Regions from separate parts of the Homo sapiens genome. Here region 1 is linked to region 2. A link is a loop called in an ENCODE intact Hi-C map of the cell type or tissue named here. Cell type or tissue: dorsolateral prefrontal cortex. All regions are shown on one strand. Region 1 overlaps PFKL (phosphofructokinase, liver type). Region 2 overlaps TRAPPC10 (trafficking protein particle complex subunit 10).

Region 1 (5,000 bases), 300 kb before region 2:
TGGCAGGGGTGGGGAGCTCGGCTCAGCATGTGAATGCCCTGGCTCGGGCCCCGGCTCCAGCCCCAGCCCCACCCCTTCTTGAAATGAGACCTCACCTAGATACAGGCCTCGGTCCCCTCACTGGGGAAGGGCACACGTGCCCGAGGGCCTGCCGGGAGTGCCCGTGGGTGCCCGTGAGGGCTGGGACCCCTGGGGCCGGGGACAGATGGTGGCAGGAAAGAGGGGCAGGCCTCTCAGAGCCTCACCCCTGCCCCACACCTGCTGCAGGTGGCCCAGGACATTGGTCCTGCAGTCGAAGACGCCCTTGCCCTCTGATGAGTACAGGTTGTACAGGAACTCCGTGGTGTAGTAGTCATGGCACTTCTCGTTCCTGAGAGGGGCAGCAGGGCCTGAGTCGGCGGGAACGAGTTCAGGTCTCCCCCCGATCCTGAGTCCCCGCTGGGCCAGGCCTGGGAGAGGGAGTGGCAGCTCCCAGGAAAGCCGCCCTGGCCCACCCTCTCCAAGGACCCCTCCTGCCTTCTCCTGCCCAGCCGCTCCTCAGCAGCCCCACCCCAGCCCCGAGAGTTGGACGCGCAGCTGTGGCCAGGGACCCACGGCAGCCTCACCGCAGCACCAGGCCCCTCTGAATGTCTGTCTTCATCTTCTCCGTCATGTGCTCCACGTTGACCTGCGGGAGGGGCGGACACGGATGAGCCGGAGGACTGTGGGGAGGGAATTCCAGGCTGACCGGCGATCCGGGGCCAGCAGGAGCACTGGGCTACGCGTCCCACCTGCCCGGGCCCTGCCCTGCGCTGGCCGGCCTGAGTGTCTGGGGCCCAGGCTGGCATGCCGGCAGGTCTGCCGCAGCAGGGGCTGGGCTGGGCTCACCTTTAAGTCGTGGATGTTGAAAGGGTCCTCGAAGACGTAGGCGGCGTCGGCCCCCACAGCAATGCCAGTCACGGTGGCCAGGTAGCCACAGTAACCCCCCATGGTCTCCACGATGAACACACGGCGCTTGGTCCCCGAGGCAGACTGTTTGATGCGGTCACAGCTCTGGGGGACAAGGGGGGGTCGGGGGTCCTCCACGTGCCCACCCTTCCCTGTAGGCCGTCGGCATGGCTACCCTGCAGGGAGCCCTGTGTCTCCAAAGCCAGCCTGGGGCTGACGCACCCAGACAGCCAGCAGCACCAGGCTTGGGCCCACCTCCCACCTGGGCCCCACAGGACCAGGGGTTCTCAACCAGGCGACCCCACCCCCCAGGGCACAGTGGACAGCAGCCTGCACACACACTGGCTGTGAGTGGGCAGGGGTGTCCCTGGCACCCTTGGACAGAGGCCAGGCGCTGCTCTTAGACTACCCAGCACTGGGGCGCAGGGACATTCCCGCCTCAGTCTCCCCATCTGAGCTCATCACAGTAGCGAGGAACAACGCAGGGCCCCCCTGGACCTGGAAGTGGCTATGGCAGGGAGCTGAGCCCCTTCACCCGGGCCTGTGCCCCACAAACCCCAACCCTGGCAGCCCTCCCAGGTGCTCACCACACACTATCCCCTCCAGCAGCCTCCGTAGGCTCAGCCCCACCCCACAAGGGCCTGGGCATGGCAGGCCGGTGTCCAGGAGCCCCGTACCTCCATGGCGGCATTTACAGCAGTGTCGGAGCCCAGGCTGAAGTCGGTGCCAGGGACGTTGTTGCTGATGGTGGCTGGGATGACACACATGACGATGCAGAGCTCCTCGTAGCGCCCGCGAGCCTCCACCAGCTGCAGCACCCCTTCATAGGCCTGCAGCAGTAGGGACGGGGCAGGTCAAGGGCAGCACCGAGGCCAGGGTGGGCCGGGGACAGGCTCTGCCGGCGGCCGCCCAGCCCTGCTCCCTGCTGACCTGTCATGTGCCCCGTGCTGGACGCCAGGACCCACCTGCTCAATCCCCTGGGGCTGGGCCAGGCAGTCAGCCTGGTGTCATCTCAGGATGCCTACCAGGGAAACTGGACTCTAAGGAGGGTCAGGAGTCTCCTCCAACCCACTCTGACCCCAGATCCACTCCATGGAGGGCAAGGGGGAAGGGCTGTCATTTATTCATTATTTAGTGACAGCTTGCCCAGTGCCAGGACACCACGTTCAGCGATGCCGTCCAGCACCTACACCTCTGCCTCCTCCGCCTCCCTTCTTTCTCGTCCTCCAGCTTCCGAGTCCCCTTCCTCCCCTGCCCCTCCCCAGCACTGGGGTTAATCGGAACCTTGTGAAGCTTTCCGGAGAAAGTAAAGAACCCTCCCGAGCCCACACACAGCACTTAAAACCCCAACCCTCTCGGCCCCTGCATCAGCCCAGCTGGCACACGGGTGCCCTCCCGAGCCCACACACAGCACTTAAAACCCCGACCCTCTCGGCCCCTGCATCGGCCCAGCCAGCACACGGGTTTTCAGGATGGGCCCCCTCGGCGGGAGGACACCTTGGGTCTCCTGTGCCCTGGGGCTTTTTCGTCCGTGGGCAGCTCTCACCTCAAACCCACCGACCACCAGCAGGGCGTGAATACCATAGATGCGGATGTTCTCCACAATGGACTCCAGCTGGCCCTTGGGCAGGGTCCTGCAGTCAAAGACACATCCGCATGAACACGCAGCACCCGGGGACGCGTGTCCAGATTGCATCTGATCACAGAAAGGCATTGCCTTGGCCGTTCCCCGAGCCAGTCAGCAGTCGCTGCAATGCCCGGGATGTGGCGCTGTGGCTCCACACGGAGAGGGACACACAGGCCCAGCGTGAGCCGCCTGGGCACCACTCAGCATCACCAGGCACCGGCCAGGCAACCGAGTGAACCCCCCACCCCGCTGGGCTCCCCGTGGGAACCCCTTCCTGCCCGAGGCTTTCTCGCCCAACACTCAGCGGCAGGAGCGGATGCTTCCTCTGGCCCTTGCAGCCACTCAGTGGCTCAGGACTCAGCAACTTCCCCTGTAGTCACACAGGGGGACTGTGCCCACCCCATGCCCACAGAAGGGTCTCAGGCCCTGGGACAAAAGCCATCAGACAGGCCCATAGCCTCAGCCAGAGTGCTGACAGTGCAGGCTGCCTGGCCTGGCCAGGCAGGGACAGACGCTCGCCAGCTTCCTTGCCACGGAGAGCCCACCATGGGCATGGGGCCGCCAGAGCAGCCTGCCCTACACAGCGGAGCTCAGGCCAGGAAGCCCCAGGCAGGAGGCGTGAAGCCTGCTCTGGGCAGACCACCAGCAGGAAGAGGGGCCGAGCCCAGGGCCCCGGGCTGGGTTCCCCTTGCCGCCCCCACCTGCAGGGCCTGGATACTGCGCCCTGGCCCTCCTGCCCCCAGGTACCCGCAGCAGGCAGCTCACCTCTTGGTCCCCAGCATGGAGCCACCACGCCCCAACCAGCCGGCCACGTCGTGCCAGCCTACTTCTTGCACCTGCCAGGAGGAGATGCAGCTTCAGGGGCCAGCCTGAGCCTCTGGCCAATTCCCCCCAGGGGTGGGCCTGTGCCCGGGGGCCAGCCAGTGTTGGGCATCACGCTGCAGGCAGAGCTGAGTACCCAGGCCCGGGTGGGCACCGACACGCGGACCCAGGTCTCAGCCTCCACCTCCAGCAGCCGGCCTTCCACAGGAAATGCCCCAAGTGTGCACACAGAAGGCCCAAGTCCTCACTTGTTTGCCCCGGCCGGACCCACCTGACCCTTGGCTAGGCCTTCGAAGCCATCGTGCACCACGTATACTGTGTGTCCATGGGAGATGCCGGTCCGCACCGCCGAGCGCACGGCCGCATTCATGCCAGCCGCCGGGGCCCCCACATTCAGGATGGCCAGGGAGAAGTTAGACTTCAGAGAGAAGGGGAGATGAGCGTGAGGCACAGCCGGGGAGGGGACCCCCAACCTGCACAGGAGGTCAGCAGGCCGGCAGGTTCTGGAAAAAGGGGCCAGGCCCTGCCAGCAGCCTGGACGCTGCCCAGCACACCGCCCAACTGCCCTGGGAATACGGTATCTGTTCTAATTCCAGAAGATTCTGGTGAAGACCAAAAGAGACACGGTGCAAGCCTGGCCCCCTGGCACGCAGGCAACAGAGGAGGCAGAAGGGGCGAGCACTGTTGTGAAGCCAGGCTTGCGGGCGGGAACACAGGTCAGTGCCCACACAAGGGGCTGGCAGCGGGCGGGAGGGTGGGGGGTGCACAGCCACGAGTAAGGAAGGGGCCCTGGCTATCCTGTTTTCTAGTAGCCACGTTAAGGGAAGGGAAAAGACATGGAGACAGTCCCATCAGGACTACAGTTAATTTAACCTGATGGACCCAAAACCCCACCACATCCATGTGAATCCAGTGACGGCCGCCACCACCTCCCCTCCACCCACCGTGCTGAGGCTCTGAACCTGGCGTGCACCTGTCACGTGCAGCACATCCCACTTGGCAGCAGCCACACCCAAGGGCTCCATAGCCACATGGCCCCACTGGGTCCTGGTACGAGCCAGCCCTGCTGCCCACAAAGCCAGTCACGCCCCTGCCAGGTTCTGGGTTCGTGGAGACCAGGTTGCCCCACCACGGAGGGTAGAGCCCGCTGACTAGCTCTGGGGATAAGCAGGAGGCTGGAGCAGCAGGGACACCCAAAGATGTCCATGGAAGGGAGGACCAGACTCAGGCTGGGCCACGCTGTCTGCCCCGGCCTGCAGCTCCGGCTGTGGCTCAAGGGGCTTGGGAGCCAGGACCTCACTGGCCGTGACTCTCTCTACAGGACCCTCGTCCCCCAGGACTTTAGAAACAAGCCATTTCATCCTTATTTTGGAGAGATCCCATTTCCTGAGGTTTTCAGCTGTTTGGGAACATTTTATTTTCAGAGTTTCACTCTTGCCGCCCGGGCTGGAGTGCAATGGCACGATCTCGGCTCACTGCACCCTCCACCTCCCAAGTTCAAGCTATTCTCCTGCCTCAGCCTCCTGAGTAGCTGTGATTACAGGCATGTGCCACCACCACGCCCAGCTAATTTTTGTATTTTTAGTAGAGACGGAGTTTCACCATGTTGGCCAGGCTGGTCTCG
Region 2 (5,000 bases):
GGTGTAAGTCTGAGTCAAGGCTTCAGCAGGTTGAGTACCTTGGTCTTGCTGTGCCCTCACGTGGGGGAAGGGGCAAGGGAGATCTCTGGGGCCCTTTTTTATAAGGGCACTAATCCCTTTTGTGGGGACTCCAGCCACATGACCTAATCACCTCCCAAAGGCCCCACCTCCCAAAACCATCACATTAGGGTCATGGAACAGCTGCTAGGTAACACAGTCAAGAGAAGGGCCACCTGTTTACCGTCCCTCCAGACAGCACCGTGCGCCTGCTATGCCCCCGGCACTTCACGCATACTCACCCTGAACCCTCATATGGAAACCAAGACATCAAGAACTCCCCTAATTGGCCCAACATCAAGCAAATGAGCGCCAAGGCTGGGATTCGAACCCAGGTAGCTTGGCTTAGGACTCAATACTGCCCAGTGCTCCTTCCCAACTTCTTAATTCTAACAAGTTTACTACTTACTCTGCAGCAGTTGTTTTAACAATGGTTGGCTGAAAATATGGGTTCCAAAAGGCCTTCCGCAGACAGAGTGAACATTTCTGTCATCTGTTTTTTACTGAACCAATTCTTGAACGTGCAAAGCCGTGATGGTCTTACTCATACAAAAGTATAAAAGGATCACAAAATTATAACCCTGAGAGAGTGGCTAAGCAAAACAGAATGTTCAGTCAGTTTGTCGCTTTCCTAAATACCTGACATGATATATTTTCAAGGTCAATACTTCTATTTGGAGATTTATGTTGGAAAAAAAAACCTTGACATAAGGAGTCTGAATATTTGCTGATACTCTGATACAGGACAATTTTTCTTCAAATTCTTTAGCATAATCTTGGTAAAAGGAACAGTAAGTTTTCTAATAAAATACATCTCACTTTATCTTAAATTGTTGGAGACATGTGGAGTGTTTCAACCTGTTAACAAGACACTGTCCTCGGCCACCTAATGGGCTGTCTTATTTTCAAAGGCTGGCTTTATTCTGTAGGGCTTAGTAGGCCCCAGAGCACTAATGGGTGAGAAAGACAGAGAAATGGATTTAGCTCAACCCAAGAAATGCTGTGGCCTACGAGAGAAGACCCTGAGGGTGGAGGGGGGTGAAGAATGACAGAAAGTGTCCCACAGCTGGGGGCCTCAACCATGGGCTGGGTCATCTCCCAGTTGCGACTAAAAGCAGCGGAGTGACTGGACTAGACAAGAGATGAACTAATTTTAAGGCCCTCCAAGCAAGGTTCCATGATTCTATTTTTGAACAAAAAAGTCAAAGGAAATGTATAATTTATCTAAGATTTGCTTTACAGAAAATTTTGCAGAAATAATAATTCTTTAAGCCTATTAACAAAAGAAAGCTGCAATCCACTATGAGGCAGTTCATGTTTGAAAACACGGGATTAGAGAGGGCACCGTCTTCAAGCCTAGGAATGCAAGTGCTTGCCCATAGGCCATACATTCATTTCTCTTCAATGGCTTTTGGTAAAACGGGCTTTCAAATGGACGATAAAAACATCCGAGATTACAAACTGGGAAGTCATCTCAGCCTGTTCAATAATGCATAAAGTATTTGCTATAATTCGTGTATAATGTCGAGGCAGTAATGAAAATTAATGCTTCAGATTGGGAGCTCTTTCATGGTGAAAACTAACATCAAATGCATAATCATGGGTATGGAAGCCTCCCCGGTGCTCCTGCCAGAGTATCTGTCCGTGAAAAGCCTTCGCAGTCGGGGGTGGGGGCAGGGAGTGAAGGTCAACGAGAAAGCACAAAAAAGGATCCAGATGTTATCCAGATTCTCTAGGTAGAAAGCAAGGTTTAGTCACCCCCTAAGATGACTAGGCAACTAACTCCACATTTCTAGCATAGACACTGTCCTCCCTTCATTAGAAGGCACATATTTGAGAAGTAAAGCAAATGAACCCTCCCACAGTTCTGCACCACCAAGTTTAAAGGCCAAGTCTAAAGAAGTACTCAGTACACCCCCTGCCATGTCATCGCCGGCTTAACGTTATACCCATTCAGCCTGGCTCTCCTCCAGGTCCTTCCTGTGGTCTCTACCTTCCCTCTGACACACACACACACACACACACACACACACACACACACACACACACACACACACACACACCCCTGCCCTCTGCTGCTCTCTCCCAGCACCCAGTCATATGACAATACTACCCACTGTAGGTGGGGTCAAAAGAAAACCCATACATTAGTGTTCATCAAGTTTCCTACTGTGGAAATTTGCAGAAAAGGAACTACTACACGTAAAGACTAGTCAAAAGACAGAAAGTCCCAGTCTTTTTCTGTTTTAACTTAAAAGACAAGAACACACAGGCCAAGAATGTTAAGAAGTTGAATGAACTCTTCTAATCAAGGAAACAAGTTGCCTTCTCTAGCCCTCAGAGAGCAAACTTAAAATTCAAGAGTTTAAAAACAAAAAGACTGGATAAATGCATCTGAATATAAGAATACTGAGGAATCAGCCTTTAACAGTGTATACATTTTTTAAATAAACACAGCATTACTGTAGCAGTTTGAACCACAGTACTGTATTTACAAGTTAAAAAGAGACACTCCTGTTCCTGGCACCCCAATGCCTTAAGGCTTTAGACAGAAGGGTTCCCAAACTGGTCTTTCCCCAGACTTCCCCTTTGCCACTGGCTTTGTTCAAGGGCTGGCTTCTCAGCGAGGCCTACAGGCAGTTTCCCAATGGTGCAAGCACTCAGGAGGGAGCTGAGGCAGCATCAGCACAGTGACATAACCATTTGCCTCAGCCCAGCAACCCGCCCTGCAGGGCTCCATCCCAACAGGCCCGTCGGAAAGGCCACAGACAGGCTATCTGTGCACAACTACTGGAAACAGTAAAACACAAAACAACTCAAATTCCACCAGGAGGGGACTGGCAGAATAAACCACGGAATATCGACATCATGGAATGAGAATGATCTCAACATACTCCTAGCGTGGAGTGGAGTCCGGGGGAAAGTGAGGTGGGACAGTGTGTGCAGCTGGCAATGTCTAAGCTAAGAAAGGGAAATACAAATATGTTTGGATGTTTTTCACGTGGAAGGAAAACCATAAAAACTGTGATGGAGTACTCAGGAAGGGAGGAGTTAGCATGGAGAGGACAGAACATACACAAGGCTTCTTTAAATAGACCTCATTTTGTAGATTTAATTTTGGAAGTAAATATTTTATATAGTTATAAAGCAATTAGATTTTTTCAAGGTTTTCCCTAAAAATAATCAGGAAAAATAAAACAAGTGAACTTAAATGTATACATATACATTTAGTGGTATAATCTCAGAGAGAGGAGCTATGACAAGTAACTTTAAAACTACAGTAATTTGACTGTTCATTCCTTATGGGATACATCCAAATGCCAATAAGAACTGTCAAAAACAGTTCTAGACCTGTGTTCACTAGTCCTGTTGTTGATGGTGGAGTTAATAGTGTTATTCAGAGTCTATGTAATGAGGGATAAAGCAACTGAAAGCAAGTGAGCAATCGTGTGATGTTCTATTCAGTGGCCCCTGGCCCTTCAGCATCAGCACCACCTGGGCATTTGTTAGAAATGCTCATTCTCAGGCCCCACCCAGACCTGTTCAATCAGAAATGGGGAATGGACCCAGCCATCTGTGTGTCCACAAGCCCTCCAGGTGACTGAAGCAGCATGAGCTGGGGAACCTCTAACTCTAGCCTCCTCAAGTACCCATGAGAATTAGGATTTTCAGTGTGGAAAAGAGAAAACACAGAGGATGGAGCTGTTAATTAAAACCCTGCAGCCCTGAGTTTTCATCAAAAAGAGTGAACTTATGATGTATTTTATCTTAAAAATACAAAAAACAAAGAACAATTCCTAGGCTGGTGCGGTGGCTCACGCCTGTAATCCCAATGCTTTGGGAGGCCAAGGTGGGTGGATCACCTGAGGTCGGGAATTTGAGACCAGCTTGGCCAACACGGTGAAACCCTGTCTCTACTAAAAATATAAAAATTAGCCAGATGTGATGGCATGCACCTGTAATCCCAGCTACTCACTACTCGGGAGGCTGAGGCACAAGAATCTCTTGAACCTGAGAGGCAGAGGTTGCAGTGGGCTGAGATCGTGCCATTGCACTACAGCATGGGCAACAGAGTAAGAGCCTGTCTCAAAACAAAACAAAACAAAAACAAAAAACAAACAAACAAAAATGCCTAGCTATTCCTAGCTCTGCCTATTGAAAAGGCCTCACAGCAACTAGGAGCCCAAGCTTGCAGACTATGGTCTTGAAATACTATTTTTCACTAAAAGGAATCAGGGCTCCTTGGCAATTGCTAAGTGCAGATCAGGGCATTAAATGTTCAAAATGAGCCCGGAACATCTTGTCAGGCTAGATAGGAAAGAATCTGACAAAGATGCCTCTATCTTAGACCCCAACATGAAAGAGACTCTCCCTGGCCAAAGGGAGAACAACCTGCTCACCAACGAGGCAACAATGCAATGGACTGTAACACATCAAGTATGTTCATAATGATTAAGTTCACAGCCATACTAAACGAACAACAAAAACACGCCAACCGATCACCTCTGAAAGATGCCAGTGAACCAACTCACTTTGAAAATGGTTACATAGGCCGGGCGCGGTGGCTCACATCTGTAATCCCAGCACTTTGGGAGGCTGAGGCGGGAGGATCACGACGAGGTCAGGAGATCGAGACCATCCTGGCTAACACGGTGAAACCCCATCTCTACTAAAAATACAAAAAATTAGCCCGGCGTGGTGGCGGGCACCTGTAGTCCCAGCTACTCGGGAGGCTGAGGCAGGGGAATGGCGTGAACCCGGGAGGTGGAACTTGCAGTGAGCCAAGATGGAGCCACTGCACTCCAGCATGGGCGACAGAGCAAGACTCTGTCTCAAAAAAAAAAAAAAAAAAAAAAAAAGACATAGGGAAATGAGAATATCACCATTTTGCAACCTTTAGGGAATTAGTGATGTGAAAATAAATGGCTGCCAATTTCCAAAAG

What was found. A loop is a pair of places that touch in the nucleus more often than their neighbours do. Peaks named below come from ENCODE experiments on the same cell type or tissue, not always from the same donor. Only the 100,000 strongest peaks of a DNase experiment are listed, where the experiment ranks them.
Region 1: it touches region 2 in a loop (3-fold over the local background); 6 of 110 quality-filtered maps call a loop at or near these places.

The regions. Positions count from the first base shown.
Region 1 is chr21:44,320,523-44,325,522 of GRCh38, reverse strand. PFKL (phosphofructokinase, liver type) reads right to left here. Exons shown (of 22, transcript NM_002626.6): 13 at 3,648-3,794; 14 at 3,320-3,390; 15 at 2,474-2,561; 16 at 1,605-1,757; 17 at 868-1,032; 18 at 606-667; 19 at 259-370. Among named protein-coding and RNA genes, the nearest start is that of CFAP410, 16 kb to the left of the region's middle. In dorsolateral prefrontal cortex, a CTCF peak has its summit at 2,696; no DNase peak of the experiment used is centred here; H3K27ac peaks cover 285 bases.
Region 2 is chr21:44,022,942-44,027,941 of GRCh38, reverse strand. All of the region lies in intron 1 of TRAPPC10 (trafficking protein particle complex subunit 10), which reads right to left. Among named protein-coding and RNA genes, the nearest start is that of TRAPPC10, 13 kb to the right of the region's middle. In dorsolateral prefrontal cortex, no CTCF peak of the experiment used is centred here; a DNase peak (open chromatin) is centred at 2,731; H3K4me3 peaks cover 550 bases; H3K27ac peaks cover 3,426 bases.